2 separate regions of the Mus musculus genome follow, and region 2 is linked to region 1. The links are chromatin loops, found by intact Hi-C in ENCODE. Cell type or tissue: left cerebral cortex. All regions are shown on one strand. Links, peaks and the distances in the headings refer to the core of each region. The heading gives the core; the rest is flanking DNA. Region 1 holds the start of Ptov1 (prostate tumor over expressed gene 1). Region 2 holds the start of Ap2a1 (adaptor-related protein complex 2, alpha 1 subunit).

Region 1 (10,347 bases), core at 1,387-9,386:
TGGTGCATGCAAACACACAGGAGGCCCTGGGGTATAAGGGTACAGGACATCCTAGCTGCATAGGTGTGGCAGAGGCCCCACCACAGCTTCCACAAGCAGCTGCATTAGTCTGTCTCCTTGGCTGCTGCCCTCCACTCACGAAGCCATTGTCCATGATCCGGCAAAGGCTCTTCAGAGTCTCCATGTCCTTAGTGAAGTGGAACTGTACCAGGCGTGAATTCCGGAACAGTGGCACGAGGGTGGTCTGGGGGAAGGCCAAGGGCTTCTTTATGGAACCCTAGCTTGCTGGGGAAGCCAGGCAGCCCTCTGCACCAGCCCACCACAGGGTCTTTGGCCCACCCCCAGCCTGGCATCCCCTGACCCCTCACCAGCAACTGCTGCGGAATGAGCTGCATGAAGAGCCTCCGAGGCCACTGGTCTGTTCTCCTGCCACACAAGACAGCAGGCATCAGTCAGCAGTCCTCCCCCAGGGGGCCGGCACTGCCAATGCGCCCACCCGGCGGCACCCCGGCACTCACAGGATCTCCCCTTGGTTCACATAGACGTGGGATGGCAGCCACCTCTTGGACCGGCTGTTGGGCTCAGGCCTGGGCTTTGGGGCAGAGCGAGAAGGCACTTCAGGGGAGGGCAGCTTAGGGCCAACAGCCCACACAGCCCCCGGCAGCTCACCTCCTGCCACTCCATGACACCACTCCATGCCAAGAATTTGTTGTTGACAATCTGAACAGGTCCAGAGTGTACACCCCCGGGGCCCACGGCCTATGGACAGGAAACCACCATGCGGTCAGCAGCTTTCACTCACAATTCCCCACTAGCCAGCTGCAGCCATGACTTCAAACCCCACCTTCCCTGCCTGCATTCTGTGCTCTCAAGTGGCCCGAGACAAGTCCCATCCCCCAGGTGGTACAGAGGACCACAGCTGCCTAAGCAAGTAACAGGTTTCTAAGAAAGATGTCATCAACACTGTGACCCTCCAGAGACTCTGGGCCTCTTGCCAAACCTGCCACCCCACTCCTGCCCTGCCTCTACACCCAGGCCCCACCCTCTAGTTCTGCCCCTCTGAAGCCTATAAAGCTATGTTTCCCTCGAGCCCATTTGGGTATGGCACTGCCTCGTCACAGCTCCTCCCCAGGCGCCAACTCAGCCTTGATGCCACATTCCACACCAGTGGGAGGCAGTGGGTCTACCAAGGGTAGGAGCAGGAGCAGGCTACCCTCAGCTGGCACACCTGTTTGCGGGTGGTGATGACCTGTCGTATGGCGTTGACGAAGCCGCTCTGGTCGTAGGGGATGAGGCCCATGAAGATCTTCTTCTTAGACGAGTACAGGAGCATGAGCACGCGCACCTCGCAAGGAGAAATGTGGGGGAAGAGCATGCAGCCTGCCTGTGGGGGACAGGGCTGCAGGTCAGCGGCCTGGGCCTCCACACTCAACATCTTACTGCCTGGGGAGGCCCCGACTCACCAAAACACAAGCAAGGCTTGCCCCAGAGCAGGTGAGCTGCTCTTGGCCACCTAAGCACCTGATGACTTTCTAAGGCAGGGATAGGTGTGAGCCAAGGACCCTGTATGGCTGTGTCCCTTCCTTCTCTACCAACCCCAGCCCTGCTACTGGCTTAGAGCAGCTCCAGAGGGCTGAAGAGAAGGCTTGGGAGTGAGAACTGGCTGCTCCCTTTGGACGACCAAGGTTTGGTACCCACCCACATGGCAATTCACAACCTTGCATTCAATCCCATGGGATCTGACAGCCTCTTCTGGGCTCTGCGGCACCAGGCACACATGATACACACATACCATTTAAAAAAGAAAAAAAATCCTCAAATTTTTAAAGAGTAGGTGGTAGGCCAGGCTGCTGTGCCACCCAAGGCAAGCCACTTAGGAGCCCAGTTTCCCCATCTGTAAGACACTCCAACAGCATACATAGGGACAGCTATGACTACCTAACAGTAGCTAAGGTGCCAGGCCCTCTTCAGTGGGAAGACAGCATTTGTAGGCTAGCCTGTCCTGCCAGGATACAGAAGCACCTCTACCTAGCAGGCCAGCCTTTTGGACTGATTCTCCAGACCCTGGGCCCAGCTCTGGGATACTACTCCGGAAGAGCTGCTGCTGGCACGAGGTTGCAGCCATGCTACGTCTGTGGGGCCCAGAAAAGGGACAAGTCCTTGGAGGCTGCCAAGTAGGAGGAGTAGACCAGCCCAAGGCAGAGCAGGGGTTGAGCCTGGAGTCCAGTCGTCTGCATGCATGGGCCGGTGACTTCCTCTCACCCTATACCGCCACCTGCTGCAGTCCAGTGACCTCACACTGGCTCCACAGAAGTAGAGGCTGGCTACCAGACGACACCACCACCCCACACATGGGGCCCTGAGAAGCAAAGCCTGCTGGGTTCCACTTCCCAGCAGGACACAAGGGCAGCATGCGCTCTGGCCACCACATAGGCTTGTGTGCTGATTCCATTACAGTCCCACCCACCAACGTCCTGGAAATGACCACTCGGAGAGGGACGGGAAGCCTCCCACTACAGGACAGAACTAGGTTCCCCCCCCCACACTGTCCCCCACTCCCACTCACGAAGCCATTGCCCATGATGCGGCAGAGGCCCTTGAGGGAGTCACAGTCTCTGTTGGTGAAGTGGAACTGGGCCAGCTGAGAGTTTCGGAACAGGGGACCCAGTGTGGTCTGTGGATGACAAGTGGAGCCAGTGATCACCGTGAGGCAAGGGTGGGGGAGATTCTGGGGTGGAAGTTTGGCTCTGGGGGCAGGACTTGGGATACATGGGTGGGGCCAGGGTTTGGGGGGGGCAGAGCCCCACTAATCTCACCAGCAGCTGCTGTGGGATGAGCTGCATGATCAACTTCTGGGGCCACTGGTCCGTCTCCCTGCAGTAGGGGGTGCATCAGAAGCCATGCCCTGCATCCTAGGCCGCCCCAGGCTCTGCCCACTCCCACACTCACAGGTTCTCGCCCTGGTTCACATAGGCCTGGCAGGGCAGGGTGCGTTTCAGCTTGGCTGTGGAGTCCGAGAAGGGTCTACGCTTCTGCGGGTGGGCGGGTGGGGAGACTCAGCAAAGTGCCCGGGCCCCTCCCCCCCATGCCTTCCACCCACTCAGAGATTTGGGTGGCCCAGCCAGCCTCACCTCCTGCCACTCCAGCACGCCACTCCAGGCCAGCAGTTTGTTGCTGAGCCGGTGCTCGTTCACTGCGAGGCCCCCAAGAGTCAGCCCAGGTGAAGAGGGCCCGATAGGCCCCAGGGCTCCAAAGACTCGAGCACCCTCCTGCAGCAGAGGGGAGAATTCCTAGGTCATTCCAGGTTAGGCGTTTCCGCACATCCTGGAGGGGTCACCCTCAGGTCCAGACTCAAGTCCCTGGGCACACACTTCCGGTCCTGACGCCTTCCCCAGCAGGCCAGACCTCAAAGCTTGACCTTCAGATCAATCTGTCAGAAAACTGTGGGCAGCATCACCCCTAAGAGGAGCCTCCCACAAAGGATAGCCTTCACTGAGGACCGCAATGTGGCAGCAACCAGAAACCAAGTAAATAGAACACCCTGGAGGACAATTGGGGGGCGGGGGAGGGGGGAATCCTAAGGAAGCTAGAGTCTACCTGAACCAAAACGTTTACCTGAATGCATGCTGAACAGTGGTGCCAAACATGGCCACGTGTCCCCTCCTCCACCCCAGGGTGCAAACTAAACTCTTTTTCCGGCCAAAACATTTCCAAAAGACCAGTCGGTCTCCTGGGCCAGTCTCTAACCAGACTAGACACACTCCAGGCCAGAGACCCTTCTGATTGTCACCAACGCATCTCTGCTCTCTGCTAAAGCTCGTGAGTCCTTTATACCCGGTGTGATGACAAACCAGAAAGTTCTCCCGGTGACTTAAGTAGCAGAAGAGCCTAGGTCTTCACTGCTGAGGGGCCTTCCTGATGGTTCTGCAGACCCAAGCCCTCAGGATTACAGCAAATCCGCACACTGGCTGCCTGGGCTGGGTGTGCAGTGAGACACTACAAGTGTCAGCATGTACACCACCACACAGTCGGTGAAAATCAGGCAAACACACTTAGGAACCTAAACAAAATCCAAAACTATTCAAGTGCGGGGTGAGGGATAACCATTAAGAGGCTTGTGTGTTTGCCTGCACCCAAAAACACCTGTATGCCCACAACAGCAGGGAAACAAACTAGGAACATGAAGCCCACTAAGCGCCAAGTTCGTGTTTACGCATGCCTGATTTGCTGTTTGCGCACTGCATGGCCAGAGCCAAGTCACATTTGTAGAAAAGGGACACATATGAGGACCCCAGGAAGGGCTCCCAACACCAAGAGAAAACTTCAAGCCTAGGCTGTACTACAGCGAGGGGTGTGTCTGCGTTCCTCAGGTGATCCAGGCGACAGACCCGCCTCAGCTCCTCGGAGAACAACGTCGTCAGAAGTCTGAAGTGGTCAGTACCACGCCAGGGAATAGCTTACCGCTGGCCAAGCATGCGCAGGTGTGGCCACGAGTCCACCATCACAATGGGGGCAATTTTGTTGCCCCAAGAAAATCTCAATGTTTCTAGAAAGTGCGCGCACGTTTACTGAGTGGACAAAAAGGTGACAACCCCACGAACTTACAGAGCTGAATATTTACCTTAAGCTTTATCTTAAGGCTTAAGGTCTGGGCTAGCTGCGGGGCGGGCGGGTATGCAAATAGAGGGACTGTCCACAATCGCCATCTGGCCCCGGGGGACAACGCCCCCGCGAGCAACAGCTGGGCGCGCGTGTAAGCGCCGGGCTCCTCCACCGGCCGCTTCGCGCATTTCCAGACCCGGAGGCCGAGGACCAACTTTGCAATTGGAAAAACAAGCGTGCACCCCAGGCGCCCCCCGCGCGCGTGTGCAGCCGGCCGCGCAGTCAGCAGTAATTCGAACCCGCCCCGCCTCCGTACCCCGCCCCCCGCCCAGCCCGCCGCGCAACAAAGGGGAGCGCCCAGAGCCGATCAAGGACTGATCCCGGACCCCTGGGTGCGCCCTCCCGCGGGAGGCCCGTGGGCGCTGCGGACAAAGGCGCCCGCCAGGGGAGGGGTGGCGGGGCGGGGCGTGCGTGGAAGGCTCTGGAAACAGGCCGTGGGACTCACCATGGGAGGGGCCGAACGAGCCCGGATCCGCGGTGGCTGCGGGCCTCGAGGACCGCCAGGCCAGGAACGTGAGCGCACGGCGCGGACGACCAGGGGCCGCGGTGGCCGGCCACGACCTCCGAGGGGGCCCCCGGCGCCGGAGCGGTGCGGGGCACGGCGCGGGCGGACCATGGCGGGTGGGAGGCCGTGGGCCTCACGGGGGGCTGCGGGTCCGCCGACCGACAGGCGCGGGCGCGCGGCTTCGGGGAGAAGCGGAGCGGGACCGCGGCGGGGGACGCGCCGCTGAGGGGTCGCCGCGGCCGAACCACTGCAGCGAACAGGGGAGCCCGGCGCCAACCAACGCGAAGCTGGGGGGAGATGCGGGGGGGGTGGGCTGGCGCCTACCAACGTGGAAGAAGAGGGAGAGCCGGGACCAACGCCGGGGAGAGGAGGAGCCGGCGCTAACCAACAGACTATGGAGCTGGGGAGCCAGCGCTGACAAACAGGGATGGAGGACTGTAAGGGGGTGTGGCTGGAGCAAACCAAGAAGGTCAGGGAGGGAGGGTTTCAGACTTGGAAATGACAAGAGAGAAACTGTGCTACAAGAGTTCGAGCTGGTGAGACAATACCAAGTCCTCACTGCTGGAGGGACAGAAGGCGGTAGACAGGATAATGGGTGGCGCGACGGAACCTACCACCAGACTGAGGGGTAGATGTAGGAACCAGGCGTTCTTGCCTCTTGGAGGCGGTGACGTGGCAAGGTGGCTAAAAGACTACAACTTCCAGCGGGTCTCTCGCAGCCTGGGCGTGACCAGCATAGCTGCTGGCCCATTTGTCCAGGGTCTGCCCACTGTTGCTTGGGCCTTCTAGCAGTTGCCTTACCCAGATCACGTTCTTGATCTGAAAGGACTGTGCAGTGGCATTTCTTGCTTCCGTTTGTTTTTAACCTGTGATACTATCCAGCCTTAGATTATCTGCGCTCGATGTAAGTGGCGTTGTGTTTACGCAGTGTTAGCTTATGCACCCAGGCTGACCTCGAACTCCTAAGCCTTCTGTCTTCACCTTTAATTGGGTGTGCACTACTACACGTGGCTGTTAAACTATATATAGGGTGCTGAGGTTTGAATTTATAGCCTCTTGCATGCGAGAAGTTCCCTCCTGCCTTCTTTTAAACTAGAAAACCTATTTGGACTATACTTTGTTCTTCCTTGCTGATTCATACACTACTTTAACCAAATTATATCAGGCCCCTGACAGCACACCCAAGCTATGATGCCTGTCACCTGGAGCAAATGTCCTGGCAGTAGGCTGGCTTTTTAAAAATCTCGTGTTTTATAATTGATTTAAAAAGCTAAACTGGAAGGTGAGCAGCAAGAGAGGTCACCTGGTCCTTGTCTGCCACCAAGCCTGACAACCTGGGTTCAATTTCCCTAAACCCTATGGTGGGAGGAGCAAAGAGACCCTTACAAAGTGCTCCCTGAGCCCCACACAAGTCCTGTGTCACATGTGCACATAATTCAGAGTCTGCTTGCACTTCAAAGTGAGCTCAAAACCTGATTGGGCAACTGACTTAATACGACAGCCTTGTCTCATAATTAATAAACAATAATAATAGAGATTGAGTAGTGACACTAGGCATTAATTAAAAGGTACGGGAAGCCGGGCGTGATGGCACACGCCTTTAATCCCAGCACTCGGGAGGCAGAGACAGGCGGATTTCTGAGTTTGAAGCCAGCCTGGTCTACAGAGTGAGTTCCAGGACAGCCAGGGCTACACAGAGAAACCCTGTCTCGAAAAACCAACCAACCAAAAAAAAAAAAAAAAAAAAAGGTAAGGGAAAAGGGTCACACCAACTTCATGAGATTGAAGCCAGCCTGGTCTACATAAAAGTCTCCATAGCAACAACAGTAAGGAATCCAGGCAGAGCCCAAAGCCCACTAGTGGAGCAGGTTGGCTGCAAATGAAGTTGATGGCAGCAGTGGCAACAACTGATTTTGAAGCTGAGCCCAAAGGGTTTTGCAGGGCGACAGAGATAAAGGGTGAAGAACAAAGCCAGGACTTCACAACTGTCAAGGGCAAGCAGTTTCTTTTGTTTTTCATGACAGAGTTTGTCTGTGTAGTTCTGGCTAGAACTTGCTCTGTAGACCAGGCTGGCCTTGAACTCACAGCCACCTGCCCCTGCCCAAGTGCTAGAATTAAAAGCATGTACCACCACCTTCCAGACCTACTACAGATTTTATAATCCTTGCAAGTTTGTGGACAGGCAGGGCTAAACATTTGACAGACTGTCTCAAAAATGGGAGGTGCTGCAAAGACGGCTCAGCAATTAAGAACACTGCTCTTCCAGAGGATCCAAGTTGTATTCCAAGTACCCAGTGGCAGCTTCACAAATATGTATGATTCCAGTGCCAAGGGATCAGATGCCCTCTTTGGGCCTCTACAGGCACCAAGCACATACAGACATACATTCAGGCAAAACACCCATAAACATAAAGGAAACATTTAAAATAATTAAAAGAAAGCAAGAGAAAATCAGGTGTAATGGTGTAGTTACAATTTTGGGATTTTTTTTTTAAATTTATTATATGTAGGCACACTGTAGCTGTTTTCAGATACACCAGAAGAGGGCATCAGATCTCATTAGGGATGGTTGTAAGCCACCATGTGGTTGCTGGGATTTGAACTCAGAACCTTCAGAAGAGCAGGCAGTGCTCTTAACCGCTGAGCCATCTCTCCAGCCCAAGATTTTTTTTTTTTAACACTAATACTATGTTTTGTTTTAAACCCAGGTGTGGGATAAGGGGCTGCTTCAGACTGTTCACAGCAGCTATGATTCGATTCCTGCTCTAGCAGAGGCACGGTTTTGCCATCTGCAGCTAGTTTATGTGATTGTGTGCTGTTTGGAATTCTGATGACTTTTCAGAGGGTCTGTAAGTGCTACGACCCCAAGAGGCAGAGTGGGCTGTTGGGTACAGTTTGTTAAGTAGTCATATTCAAAGAGCAACAAGAAAGCAGATGTCCTAGCCAGGCGTGGTGGCACATACCTTTAATCCTAGCACTTGGGAGGCAAAGGCAGGCGGATTTCTGAGTTCGAGGCCAGCCTGGTCGGTCTACAGAGTGAGTTCCAGGACAGTCAGGGCTAAACCGAGAAACCCTGTCTCAAAACAAACAAAAACAAAGAACAAAAAACAAAAACAACAAATAAAGAGATGTCCAGATAGCAAAGATCAAACTTGTCCCAAGGAACTTGAGGTGCCTAATTAGCAGGAAGTACTCTACAGATGCTATGCTAATCCCTTTATGACCCCTAACTTTATTCAGGGATCTTTTCCCTTTTCTCTCTCCTGTCTAGTGGTAAGGGGTTGAAAAGCTGGAATAGAAAGGATGGAGAGAGGTTAAAGGAAGAACCCACAAAGTAGCAGAGAAGAGCAACATAGTGGCACACACCTTGTAATCACTAAGGAGGCAGGGGGTGGGGGAGAGCTCAGAGTTCAAGGCCAGCCTGGTCTTGATTGTTTTCCAGGATAGCCAGAAAGGGTTACCCAGAGAAATCCTGACTCAAATAACAGGCAAAGCAGAGAGCGTGCAGTGAGGTGGCTCAGCAGAATGAAGCAGACTTTGCTGCCCAAATCTGACATGACCTGAGCTGTAATAGCCAAAACATTAGGACTCTAAGTTATCTTCTAACCACACAAACAGAACCACCTCGCGGCAGGGCAGGCTGGAAACCGGGTGGCTGAGTGCTTAACCGGCTTGCAGGGAGCCCTTGGTTCTGTGTGAGCACCACAGAATCAGAGGGGTTGTGCAGGCTTCTAATCCCAGCACTTGAGGAGTCCGGGCAGGAAGATTAGTTCAAGGTCGTCCTCTGCTACATAGAGAGTTCCGAGGCCAGTCTAGACTACATTAGAAAGAAAAAAGGTCTCAAAAGAAAAAAGGGGTCTCACCATGGAAATTGTGCAGTCCTGGGTGAACAAGAGTAGATAAGATCACAAAGAATGTGTGTTGTGTGTAAACATGATCTGGGTCATTCTGTCCGTGTAGCAATGGCCATGAGGGACAAGGAGCAAAGACGGGCATGGCCAGCTTTCCGCTAGAACACAGCCTGGATTTAAAGACTCCACCAGAAGATAAGGAATTGTAGGTACCCCAGGGCTCCCCCATTAACCTGTGTGTGAGCACCCCTCAACAACAGCACTGAGGAGAAAAGCCTGGTTCAAATCTCCTCAGCCCCCCCTGCTCCAGCCCTCAGGAGTCCTAACAGCCTCACTGTTCTAATCAAAACCCTAAACAAAGACCTAGGAAGACTCGGTCCTCGTGGGCCTCATTCTTCTGTTCCTTTAAGACAAGATCTCATCCTCCCAAGTGTAATTGCAAGCCAGCATCACCATGGCCAGCTCAGTCTCCCTTTATTCAGCATGAAACCCTGACGTCTCATTAAACTGTTAAAGGGTTCTTCAGGGGAGGCTGGCTGTTTGACCCAGCTGGTAAAGGTGCCGGCTGCCAAGCCTGAGGACCCAAGTTAGAGACCCCGAAGCCCTCTGACCTCCACATGCATCTTGGCACACAACCAAAAAAACCAAAACAAAACAAAGACAGACGGGCTGGAGAGATGGCACAGCAGTTAAGAGCACTGACTGCTCTTCCAGAGGTCCTGAGTTCAATTCCCAGCAACCACATGATGGCTCACAACCATCTATAATGGGATCTTATGCCCTTTTCTGGTGTGTCTGAAGACAGCTACAGTGTATGCATATACATAAATCTTAAAAAAAAAAGAAGAAGAAGAATGAAAAAGACACAATGGTAAACAAAAGAATCCACCCTGGATCTCGGTCTCGGCTTAATGGCCTTCCACCTTGAGCTGACAGTAACAGGAGTCCCATGCTGCTGCTGGCCACGCCTCTGTCCCTTCCAAAGCCCCTTGGGCCAGGTGTTTTTGAACCACTTTACACACATCCTCATGGAGGGAATGTACCTGCTAATCTGAGAGGGGATCGCAGTCCTACAGTCTACCCCAGATGCTGGCAATGAGAGCGAAGCTAGCCTTGCACAGATATGCCCTAGAGCTGGCACCACTGGAGGGAGAGCCGTGCCTGGTCAACAGCAGCTTTTGTTTTATTTTTTTCTCTTAGAAATGATCGCAGGTGGTGGCTGGCACACACCTTTAATCACAGCACCTGGGAGGCAGAGGCCGGGGGTCTCTGAGTTCTAGGCCAGCCTGGTCTACAGATCAAGTTCCAGGGCAGCCAGGGCTATACAGA
Region 2 (10,347 bases), core at 1,295-9,294, 61 kb after region 1:
CACCATCAGGTCTGGTTCTTTGGAGATGGAACCCTGGAGTCAACAGTCTAGAAACGCACTCTACCTTTCAACTACGCACTAGCCTCTTTTTAGCCTCTTTTTTTTTTTTTTTGAGACAGGGTCTCATTACATAGCCTTGGCTGTCCTGGAACTCATTATGTAGACCTGGCTGGTCTCAAACTCACAGACATCTGCCTGCCTCTGCCATCCAAGTGCTGGGACTAAAGGCGTGTGCTAACACTGCTGGTATATGTATGTGTATGGGGTGTTTTACCTGCGTGTGTGTCTGTGTGTGCAGTACCTACTGAGGCCAGATGGTGTCCCCTGGAACTTAAGTTGCAGATGGCTGTGAGCTGCCATTCGATACTGGGAATCAAAGCCAGATTCTCTGGAGGAGCAGCCAGTGGACTCACCTACTACACTATCCTCTAGACCCTACAGGGTTTCTATGTGTAGTCACCTTGGTCCTGGAACTGGCTCTGTAAACAAGGCTGGCCTTATACTCACAGATCTGCCTGTCTCTGCCTCAGTGCTGTGATTAAATGTGTGCACCACCACTACTTGGCTCAGGCCCTACTTCTCATTTTAAGTTGCTCGAGCTGGTTTTGAACTTCTCTATAACACAAGGTGGTTTTTTAAAATTGTTATTAATATATTTATTACATATATGTATGCATGTGTGTGGGTGCAAATACCATGGTATGCTTGTAGCAGTCAGAGGACAACTGTAGGAGTCGGTTCTCTCCTTCCACCATGCGATTCCAGGATCTGAACCCATGTCAGGTTGGCAGCAAGTGTCTCTACCTCCTGAGCTATGCAGTCAGGCCCAGGCTGACTGTGGACTTGAAGTCCCCCTGTCTCAGTCTCTGGAATAGCTGGCATGACAGGCCTGCGCTCTAGTCGGGGTTCTGTTTGCATTTCTTGCCTGACTTGTATCAAGCCACAAAGACAGCTGTCCTCATCTGTGAGGACAGCCCTGCCCTGCCAGAGGTATCATCTCCCCCGGCTCTTCTCTAGGGTCCTACAGCGCGGTACCTTTCCTTCCCCAAACCCAACAGAAATTCTCTTTGCCAATCCTTCAAAACTGCCCTAAAGCCTGACCAATCCCTTTATTTCGTTTGGATTATTCATGTGTAGGACTAAGTATGTGAATGTGCATGCCCTTGGAGACCATAAGACGGTGTGAAGTCCCACAGAGCTAGAGTTACAGGCATTTCTAAGCCAACTGATGTGGGAACCAAACGTTGGTTCTCTGCAAGTATTTTTAACTGCTGAGCCACCTCTCCAGCCCCCTTGGGGTTGGTTTCTGTTTTGTTTTGTTTTTTTGAGCCAAGTCTTGCTATGGCGCCCAGACTGTCCTTAAACTCACCATCCTGGTGCTGTGGCCTTCCAAATGCTACTCTGACAGTGTGCAACTCCAGCCCCTTGCTTCTGCTCCCATCTGAGCAGTCCTGTTCTCACACTTGCCCTAGAGGTCTGTGCTACCGTTGCTTTGGTTCCCCACTGCCATCCTAACTTCACACTGCAGACAGAGCAATCATTCAACAGTTTAGACTTTCTCCTTGATGCATGGTCTTGTCTAAGCTAACCTGAGACTCACCAGCCTCCTTTCAGCCCCACCATGCCTGGTTCTAGAGGAATCCAGTGAATCACCTCCTGCCTCTGCTCAAAAGCATCCTATAGCTCTCAGTTTAGCCACGGAAAAGCTACAGTGGTGCTCAGAGCCCTTCAGCCTCCATGTCTCCTCAGTCCTCACTCAGGTACAATGCTTGCATGTACTTGGCCTAAGCATGCTCCAACTGCAACACCTCTGAACACTTTACCTCCCTGCATGGACCCTGCTCCTCTCACACCCAGGACTTACGACCTTTCCAGTCCTGATACTGTCCACAGGGCCAGCCATGGCAGACCAGCCTGTGTTCCCTTCTGCTACTCTATCTCTCTTAAGGAACAGATGCCCAAACAACATGAAGTTTTGGGGTTTTTTTGTTTTGTTTTGGTTTTGTCTTTGTGGTGCTAGGGATGGAACCCAGGACCTTGTTCATCCTAGGTAGATGCTCTATCATCAAGCTATGCCCTCAGCCCTTCACTGAGATGCTGGGCACATATGCTCTACTGCTGGACACCAGCCCCAGCTCCAAGGCTAGCAATTCTACAGAGCTGTAAGCCCAGTGTCTCAAATAGGGACTTTTATACAGGAGGAATCAAATAGTATTCATCATATAAACAAGTCATCTTATCTCCGCGGGTGACATCCTATTAGAAATGGAGGTAGCCAAAGGGACTAAGTGGGGTGCAGAGGGTCACCCATCAGTAGTTAACAGATAAACCACACCCATTTTTAACAGATACCCATGCCAAAGTCTACAACCCTTCCTAGCTCCGCCTCTTTTCACCGGGTCTGAAGCATCTCCCAGGTAAGGGAGCACACAGCTTCCCACTGTCCTTTTGCTGACACCTACTGAACTCAACATCCCCCCCCCCCCGCCCCCGAGCAGCTTGGAGGAGTCCTTCTTTAGATGTTAGCCAATGCCAACAGCAGCTACAAGGACCTGGCCTAGGACCTCACCCCACATCAGCCCAGCCACCCCTCATTAAGAAGCCATCAGCAGCCTCTCCTGACAGGAATAAACTGAGAGGTGAGGTCCCTCGTTCAAGGTCACCCAGTGACAGAGTTCTGTAACACAAAGCCAGCTCTGGCTGACCACATCTACTCATGGACCCTCTGAAGGGTCCTGACAGCTCCACACAGAGCATCTACTCCCTGGAGTTGAGAGCTGACCAGCAGCCAGGCCAGGCCATTGTTACAACCCTTCCTAGAAGGGACTATGGTCCTCATATTGCTGTAATAAGCCAAAAAAGGCTTGGATCCAGGCCTGCCTTGTTCCCTTCCTCAGGGTACAAACTTCCCCTCCCCCAGCTTGATAGAGCTCTTCTCACAGAGCATTAAGATACCTTGCTTCCATCATAAACACTCACTCTGTGATACCTTCCCAGAGCCTGCTGGTATCTTAGGTTCCCCAAGACTTTATACTATAGTCCCTTATTTTTTACATGTAGCCTCTTCAATGCTGTCCTTGTTTGGGGGTGGGGGATTAGGGGGACGTTAGCTGTTTCAGACAGGGTCTCTCTGTGTAACCCTGGCTGTCATGGACTCACAGAGATCATCAGCCTACCTGTGTCTCAGAGGTAGTAGGATTAAAGGCCTGCACAAGTACACCTGGTGCCTTCCATGTCTTTTACACAATCTTCCATGTAGAGTCTTTTCATACATCATCCTCTGGTCCTCTGTCCCTTACCTCTTCATCTCTGGTCCTTCTGCTGTCCCCCCAACCTTATCATCTCTAGTTTCTCTGCTATGTCCTCACCTTATCATCTGGGGGCCCTATGGTGTTGTTCCTACCCTATCATCTCTGCTTCCTCTGCAGTTTCCCCACTTCCATCACTGATCCCTCTGCTGTCCCCCACCTTATCTTCTCTATCCTTCTGCTGTCACCCCATTTCTATTTCTGATTCCTCTGGTATCTCCCCACTTCATCATCTCTGGTTACCCTGATCCCCCCCCCCCCCCACACACACACACACACTTTATCATCTCGAGTCCCTCTGCTGTCTTCCCACTTTATTATATCTGGTCTTTCTGCTGTCCCCAATTATATCATCTCTGGTTCCTGGGCAGTTCCCCAACTTCTGGCCCCTGGCCCTAGGTGGTTGCCCGCCTCCCATCTCTTCTGCGTCCCTGATTTCCTCCATCTAGGCTCGAGATGGCACTGAATGACCTACCTAACCCGTTGCCCTATTCCCTCCACCTCCTCCCGCCACGTCCGCCCGCGCCATCCTGGTCCTTCCCGGGAGGACACCCCCGCGCTTCCCTGCTCCCTCCGCCCGGTCGCCGCGTGACCCCCGGGCCCCGGTCATGAGCTCACAGTTCCGGATGTCGGAGATGAACACGGCGAGCCCACGCATGCCATCGCCTTTGGATACAGCCGGCATGATGGCGGAGGGCTCGGCTCCAAGCCTGGCCGAACGGGCGCGGGGCTGGCTGGCGGCACCGGGCGGAAAGGACCCCAGACGGCGCCGAGGAGCCGGCCGGGGGAGGGCGGGCTAGCGGCGGGCTGGCTGCAGGCCGACGCCCCGCCTCAGACCCGCCCCTACGGATTGTCATCCGGGAACGTACGCCACTTGTTAGCTGAGAGCCCTGCCGCTCACAATAGAACGCCCGCCCTCCTCTCTCTCTGATTGGCTAAATAGTAAAGACACCAGGTGATGATTGGTGCAGTACCGGGCTATTTCCGTTCGGAGCAGGGAGGCAGGGGGCGTTGCCCTAGAGACGGGGGAGTTCGATGACACACTCTGGGACCGCCCCCTGAACGGCCGAGACCAACGCTAATTGGATGGACTACCAGCTCCGCGCCAGTAGGGCGGGATGTAAGAGGCCGAAGGAGGCGGAACTTCGGGAAAAGAAGACCAATGGGTGAGGAGATTGCTCTTCGCAAGGCTCTGCCGATTCGCCGGAAGCGTCATACTTCCGCCCTCGAAGGGGCGGTTGTGGGGGGCGGGCAAAAGGGCGACGATCCGTAGAGAAGGAAGGAGAAAGAAGCCCTGTCAGTTAGCTGAACTGCGATAGGTGGAGCGATGCCTGCAATTCCCTGCTGCAGAGAGGGGCTGGGCGAGGCGGTAGACCGTGAGGTGTCCACTACGCAGGCGCCTCCCTCTTCCCAGTCGGTCTCCACTCCCGAGCCCCGGCCTCGGGAGCATTCCCTTCCCTAAAAACAACGCCTGGAAATTTGACTTGTCTGCAAACCTCTTATCCATGAGAGGAGGGACTGCCGGTTAAGGATTGTTACCATAGACACTGAGGTCCAAAGAGATTGAGTGGCTTCCCCAAGACTACAGCTCAAAAATGGAAAACTGGGATTACTATTTTGGTTTTTAAACATTTTTCAATATAGGTTACTCTTTTTTCCTCCCTAAACCCCAGTACCGAAGACAATCTGCCTATAATGGTCATAAGATCAAAATTGCTTCCTCCATCAGTTCTGGAGAACCACTCAAGGAAAAGCCAGTTAAAGCCACAGCTGAGGACTGGGTCAGTTTGTTTTGCTTCCGACTCCCTAGGTTCTATGGTTCACTAGTTGCAGGGAAGTCAAAGCCCCCAGAACACCAATGCCCGGGGTTATTGAGAAATTTGGGGCAAAGGGACTTGGGAGAGTCCATGTCTATTATCCCCATGAACAAAACGGCACCCCTGACAGGCTTTTCTAATTTGACACCCCCAGAATGGGTCTAGAAGGTAGTTATGTCCTGGGACCTAGGAAGAGGCAGCACTGAGTCCTTGTGAATAGAAGGTAGTGTTCTGTGAGTTTGAGGCCAGCCTGATCTATGTAAACAGCTCCAGGATAGCCAGGACTACATGGAGAGTCCCTGTCTCAAAAACAGAAAAGGTTAAGGATGTAACGTTTAATCCCCCAGTGAGAGAATGGGTGTATGTGTGGCTCAGAGGTAGAGCCTCTGCCTAGAACTCCCCAGTGAGGGGCTGGGGTGTGGCTCAGATATAAACCTCCTGCCTTGAATCCCCCAGTGAGGGACTGAGTCCTGTTTCAGTGGACGAGTACTTGACTATTACATCCAAATGCTGAGTTCAATCCTCAGCACTGGAAAAAAAAAAAAGTCACAAAATCAGATGTCTATTTCCTAAAGAGTTTCTAAGTATTAGAGACTTCATAAAATACTTAAGGATACAGCTTGCAAGAGATGTTTGGACTAATCGTCCTAGGAGGGATGTGAAGAGGAGACATAAAATGTAGCAAGAATATATACAAAGTCTGTCTCCAATTAGCCTATCTTCCTATTCGCTGCTTCTCTGCTCCTGTAGCCTGGTAAGGACAAGAGGAGTTATTGAGCTCTGGGTGAAAAGAAAAGCCTTTAATTCCAGGCCCCTCACACACAGATGGGAACCTCATTGTTCCCCTACATGTCCAGGCTGTTTGTGTAGCTGTTGTTCTGATATTGCTTGTTTGTTTTGAAACAGAGACACACTATGTACACCAGACTGGCCTGGAATCACAGAGATTCTCCCACCTCTGACTCCATACGGTTAGGATTAATGGTGTGTGCCACTATGCCCAGTTCACAGGCTTTTGGCTTTGGTTTTGTTGTTGTTGTCGTTGTTGTTTTTAAGGTTTATTGTTTTATGTATACAGCATTCTGCCTACATGTATGCCTGCAGGCCAGAAGAGGGCACCAGATCTCATGATGGATGAGAGTTGAACTGGGATTTGAACTCAGGACCTCTGTTAGAGCAGACAGTGCTCTTAACCTCTGAGCCATCTCTCCAGCCCTCACAGGTTTATTTTTAAGTCCAGACCTAAAGCGAAAGCTTTCTGAAATGCAGCAAATATCAGGGGAAGGAACTCAGACTGTCTTCTGCCAAACCCAGCAGTGTCATCTGTGGGAAGCACAGCTTAGAGTAAGCATTGGAGAAACCAGACCTGTTTTCTTCAACAAACGGAAAGGAATGGTTTCTGGCTACTTGGTCCCTCCAATCTCTTGAGTTTTATCTATCAGTGGCTAGAACACATCCCTTTGAAAGAGACCCCATGGACTTGGCCTCTTCCACAGTCAGAGTCTGTCACAGATCCTTCCTCTAGGAGGTGCCTGTCTTTGGCTACTTTGTAAGTTCTTCTTTCTTCCACCCTTCTCCACCACTTTTCTGCCCACAAGACAAGAGAAAAAAAGGATAAAGAGGAAAGGAAAAAATTCCTGAATAAAGTTAGGGGTAGGAAAGAGGGCGTAAGTTTCTTGAAGCAAGTTTGATTTTCGTCATCAGGATATTTAACTTCATCTTCTTATTTCTTCTTTGCACCCGACTACTTAGCAAACCATAACGAACAACAACAGCAACCAACAACCCCCCAACCACCCACACTAGCTCTCAGGCCCTAGCATTTATATACCCTCTAAAAAGTCCCCAGAATTCCATACATCATGCACTCACAGAAACAGCACGAGGCAAATCATAGTCAGCTGCTGTGGACAATGTGAAGCAATCCATATCCCGCACCCAGCATTAAAACAAAAAATTTAATTCTTATATTTCTGTTTTGTTTTGTTTTGTTTTTAAGAAACCAAAGTTCCAAAATTCTCTCTACTTTTCTCCCTTTCTGTTTTAACCCATGAATTAGGCTGTGTGTAACAGGTAACTTTAAACAGAGGCATTTTCAATGAAACAAGCACTTTTCAAAGCAGTGGCCAAGGTTTTCAGGAATCTCTCCTGCTCAGCTGTAGTCTTTGTCAGTTTTGATGGTATCCAGAGCTTTTCGTTGCCTATGGATACAAACATTCTGCATCCCAAAGGCAAAACTTTCCCTTCCAGTCTGATGTTGACACATCCTTAGAGTATATAGACTGATCTAATTCCAGCTCTTCTATAGCCCAGAGTCTCATGGCTGCTGTTGTTCCTTGCTCATTAACACTCAGGAAATTTAAAGTTAACACAGCACTATTTAATCTATCCCTATCTCTAGGAGTCTCTATTCTTCCTTTTTCTTTTGTAAGCATTTCTTTTAAGGTATGATTAGAACTTTCTACAACTGCTTGCCCTGTAGGATTGTGTGGTATACCTGCAGTGTGCTCTATATTATAATATGCAAAAAATGACTTCACCTTACTGGAAACCGATGCACGGCATTGCCACTCTTGATTTGCACAGGTATACCCATAAGTAGCCATTGCTTCCAGGACAATTACAGAACAAGCCTTTGCAGAACACAAAGCAGCCGCCCGTTGAAATCCCGAGTATGTAGCAATGGTATGGTGTCCAAACTTTAGTTTTCCAAATTCTGCAAAATGAAACACAACCATCTTCTATATTTCATTTCTTTTGGTACCCCTACGGTTACTTCTCAAAGGTAATAGAGTTTGGTTGTACAAAGAACAAGCAGGACATTTTCTTATAAATTTTTTGGCTTGTTGCTAAGTGATACACAATTTTTTTCCTTAAACCTTTTTGATGTTAACATGGTGGTTTTCATAAAAATTTGAGGCTTCTTTTTTCTTTTTCTTTTGTTTTTTGTTTTTTGTTTGTTTGTTTGTTTTTAGAGACAGGGTTTCTCTGTATAGCCCTGGCTGTCCTGGAACTCACTTTGTAGACCAGGCTGGCCTCGAACTCAGAAATCCGCCTGCCTCTGCCTCCCAAGTGCTGGGACTAAAGGCAAGCAATACCACCACCCGGCAAATTTGAGGCTTTTAATACATTTCCTATTAATAATTAGCCAATCTCTTCACTTCCTTGTGCTAATAGAACTGGCAAGCATGTATGAGACTGAATATGAGCGATATGTAATGGATAGTTTCAATTTCTGATTGCTTATTGTAGCAGGGTAGATAGAATAAGACTATGTCAATTGTTGGGAACAGACCTGGCAGAAATTGTAATACCTGCTGAGATTATGTGACTATGGATAACCAATGAAAATTGGTGCTAGGTGGTGGTGGAACACGCCTTTAGTCCCAGCACTTGGGAGGCAGAGGCAGGCAGATTTCTGAGTTCGAAGCCAGCCTGGCCTCAGAGTGAGTTCCAGGACAGCCAGGGCTATACAGAGAAACCCTGTCTCGAAAAACAAACAAACAAACAAACAAATAAATAAATAAAGTATCTGCAACATAATCAGCCAACAAAATATTATCCATGTAATGATAAATAATGGGTTGAGGAAATTGCCTACAAATTATTTCTAGCAGTTGTTACATAAAATATTGACATAGGAATATGTAACATTCCTTGTGGGAAAACTTTCCACTCATATCTTTTTATAGGTTGAGCATTATTATGGGAAGGTACTGTGAATACATACATTTCCCTATCCTGCATTTGCAAGAAGATAGTTAAAAAAAAATTAAATCAATTACTATCACAGGCCATGACTTAGGTAATAAAGAAAGTAAAGGACTCCCAGGCTGTAACAGACCCATTGATTGGCTTACCCTATTCACTGCTCTTCAGTCTGTTCACATTATCCTTTCCCATGATTTCTTTTTTGTAACAAATACAGGGGGATTCCATGGGTTGGTAGACTCTTCTATATGTTGAGACTCCAGCTGCTCTTGTACCAACTGTTCAATTGCCTGTAATTTTTCCTTAGGTAAGGGCCACTGATCTACCCACACAGGTTTGTCAGTCAACTGTTTTAAGGGTAGAGCCCTTGGTACTTTAGTACCACCCCCATTATAAATTGGAAACTCAGTCTCTATCATGTCCTGTGTTGGACAATTGGCACAGGCACAGCCTGGATTGGTTTTTGATGACATATATCAATATCTTCTCCAGGAGCATCTACCATGTCAGCCCTTATTTCATCATGGGATTGCAGGAATGTTAATCTCAGTGTCCCACTGTTGTAAAAGATCCCTTCCCCTTATATCTGTGGATATGTCAACCGCATAATGTCTTCTTTTTTAAAAAAAGATTTTATTTATTTATTTAATGTGTGTGAGTACACAGTCTCTGTGTTCAGACATACCAGAAGAGGGCATCAGATCTCATTATAGATGGTTGTGAGCCACTACGTGGTGGCTGAGAATTGAACTCAGAAATTCTAGGAAGAACAGTCAGTGCTCTTAGCCAGTGAGCCATCTCTCCAACACCACATAATGTCTTAACTTTTCTGTTTGGCCTTCCAGTCCCACACATTTAACCCATCACACACTTTGTTTTACCTGAGATAGCTCTCCAATTTTTAAGAACTGGGTATAGGGCTGGAGAAATGGCTCAGTGTTTAAGAACTCTGACTGCTCTTCTGAAGATCCTGAGTTCAAATCCTGACAACCACATGGTCCTGAGTTCAAATCCTAGCAACCACATGGTGGCTCACAACCATCTGTAATGAGATCTGACGCCCTCCTCTGGTGTGTCTGAAGACAGCTACAGTGTACTTACATATAATAATAAATTAATTTAAAAAAAAAAAGAACTGGGTATAAAGCCGGGCGGTGGTGGCGCACACCTTTAATCCCAGCACTTGGGAGGCAGAGGCAGGTGGATTTCTGAGTTTGAGGCCAGCCTGGTCTACAAAGTGAGTTCTAGGACAGCCAGGGTTACACAGAGAAACCCTGTCTCAAAAAACAAAACAAACAAAAAAACAAACAAAAAGGAACTGGGTAAAACTTTTGAAGTTGCAATTCTGAATTACAAAGTTTTTGTGAGATGATCAGCTCCTGTATCCACCAAGTCTTCTATTTCAATATCATTTACTTGCAATTTCAATTCTGGTCTCTGATCACTAACTATTGTTTGCAAGGACGCACATTTTCTAGGACTTTGAAACCCTTTGTTCTTTCCACAGGCAC

The links. Peaks named below come from ENCODE experiments on the same cell type or tissue, not always from the same donor. Only the 100,000 strongest peaks of a DNase experiment are listed, where the experiment ranks them.
Region 2: a loop joins it to region 1, with 4 times the contacts of the local background. A loop is called at or near these places in 1 of 42 quality-filtered maps.

The regions. Positions count from the first base shown.
Region 1 is chr7:44,864,244-44,874,590 of GRCm38, forward strand. Ptov1 (prostate tumor over expressed gene 1) reads right to left here and starts at 5,425. Exons shown (of 12, transcript NM_133949.2): 1 at 5,108-5,425; 2 at 3,132-3,269; 3 at 2,950-3,032; 4 at 2,817-2,874; 5 at 2,567-2,674; 6 at 1,229-1,384; 7 at 670-759; 8 at 519-592; 9 at 369-426; 10 at 140-244. The coding sequence starts at 5,278. It also overlaps a transcript of Pnkp not described here. In left cerebral cortex, for the core only: CTCF peaks have their summits at 2,313 (motif pointing left), 4,790, 4,993 and 7,691 (motif pointing right); DNase peaks (open chromatin) are centred at 2,208, 4,371, 4,897 and 5,719; H3K4me3 peaks cover 3,731 bases; H3K27ac peaks cover 4,083 bases.
Region 2 is chr7:44,925,354-44,935,700 of GRCm38, forward strand. It overlaps Ap2a1 (adaptor-related protein complex 2, alpha 1 subunit), which reads right to left and starts at 4,137. Exons shown (of 24, transcript NM_007458.2): 1 at 3,927-4,137. The coding sequence starts at 3,993. It also overlaps a transcript of Tsks not described here. In left cerebral cortex, for the core only: CTCF peaks have their summits at 4,406 and 6,225 (motif pointing right); a DNase peak (open chromatin) is centred at 4,391; H3K4me3 peaks cover 2,850 bases; H3K27ac peaks cover 2,697 bases.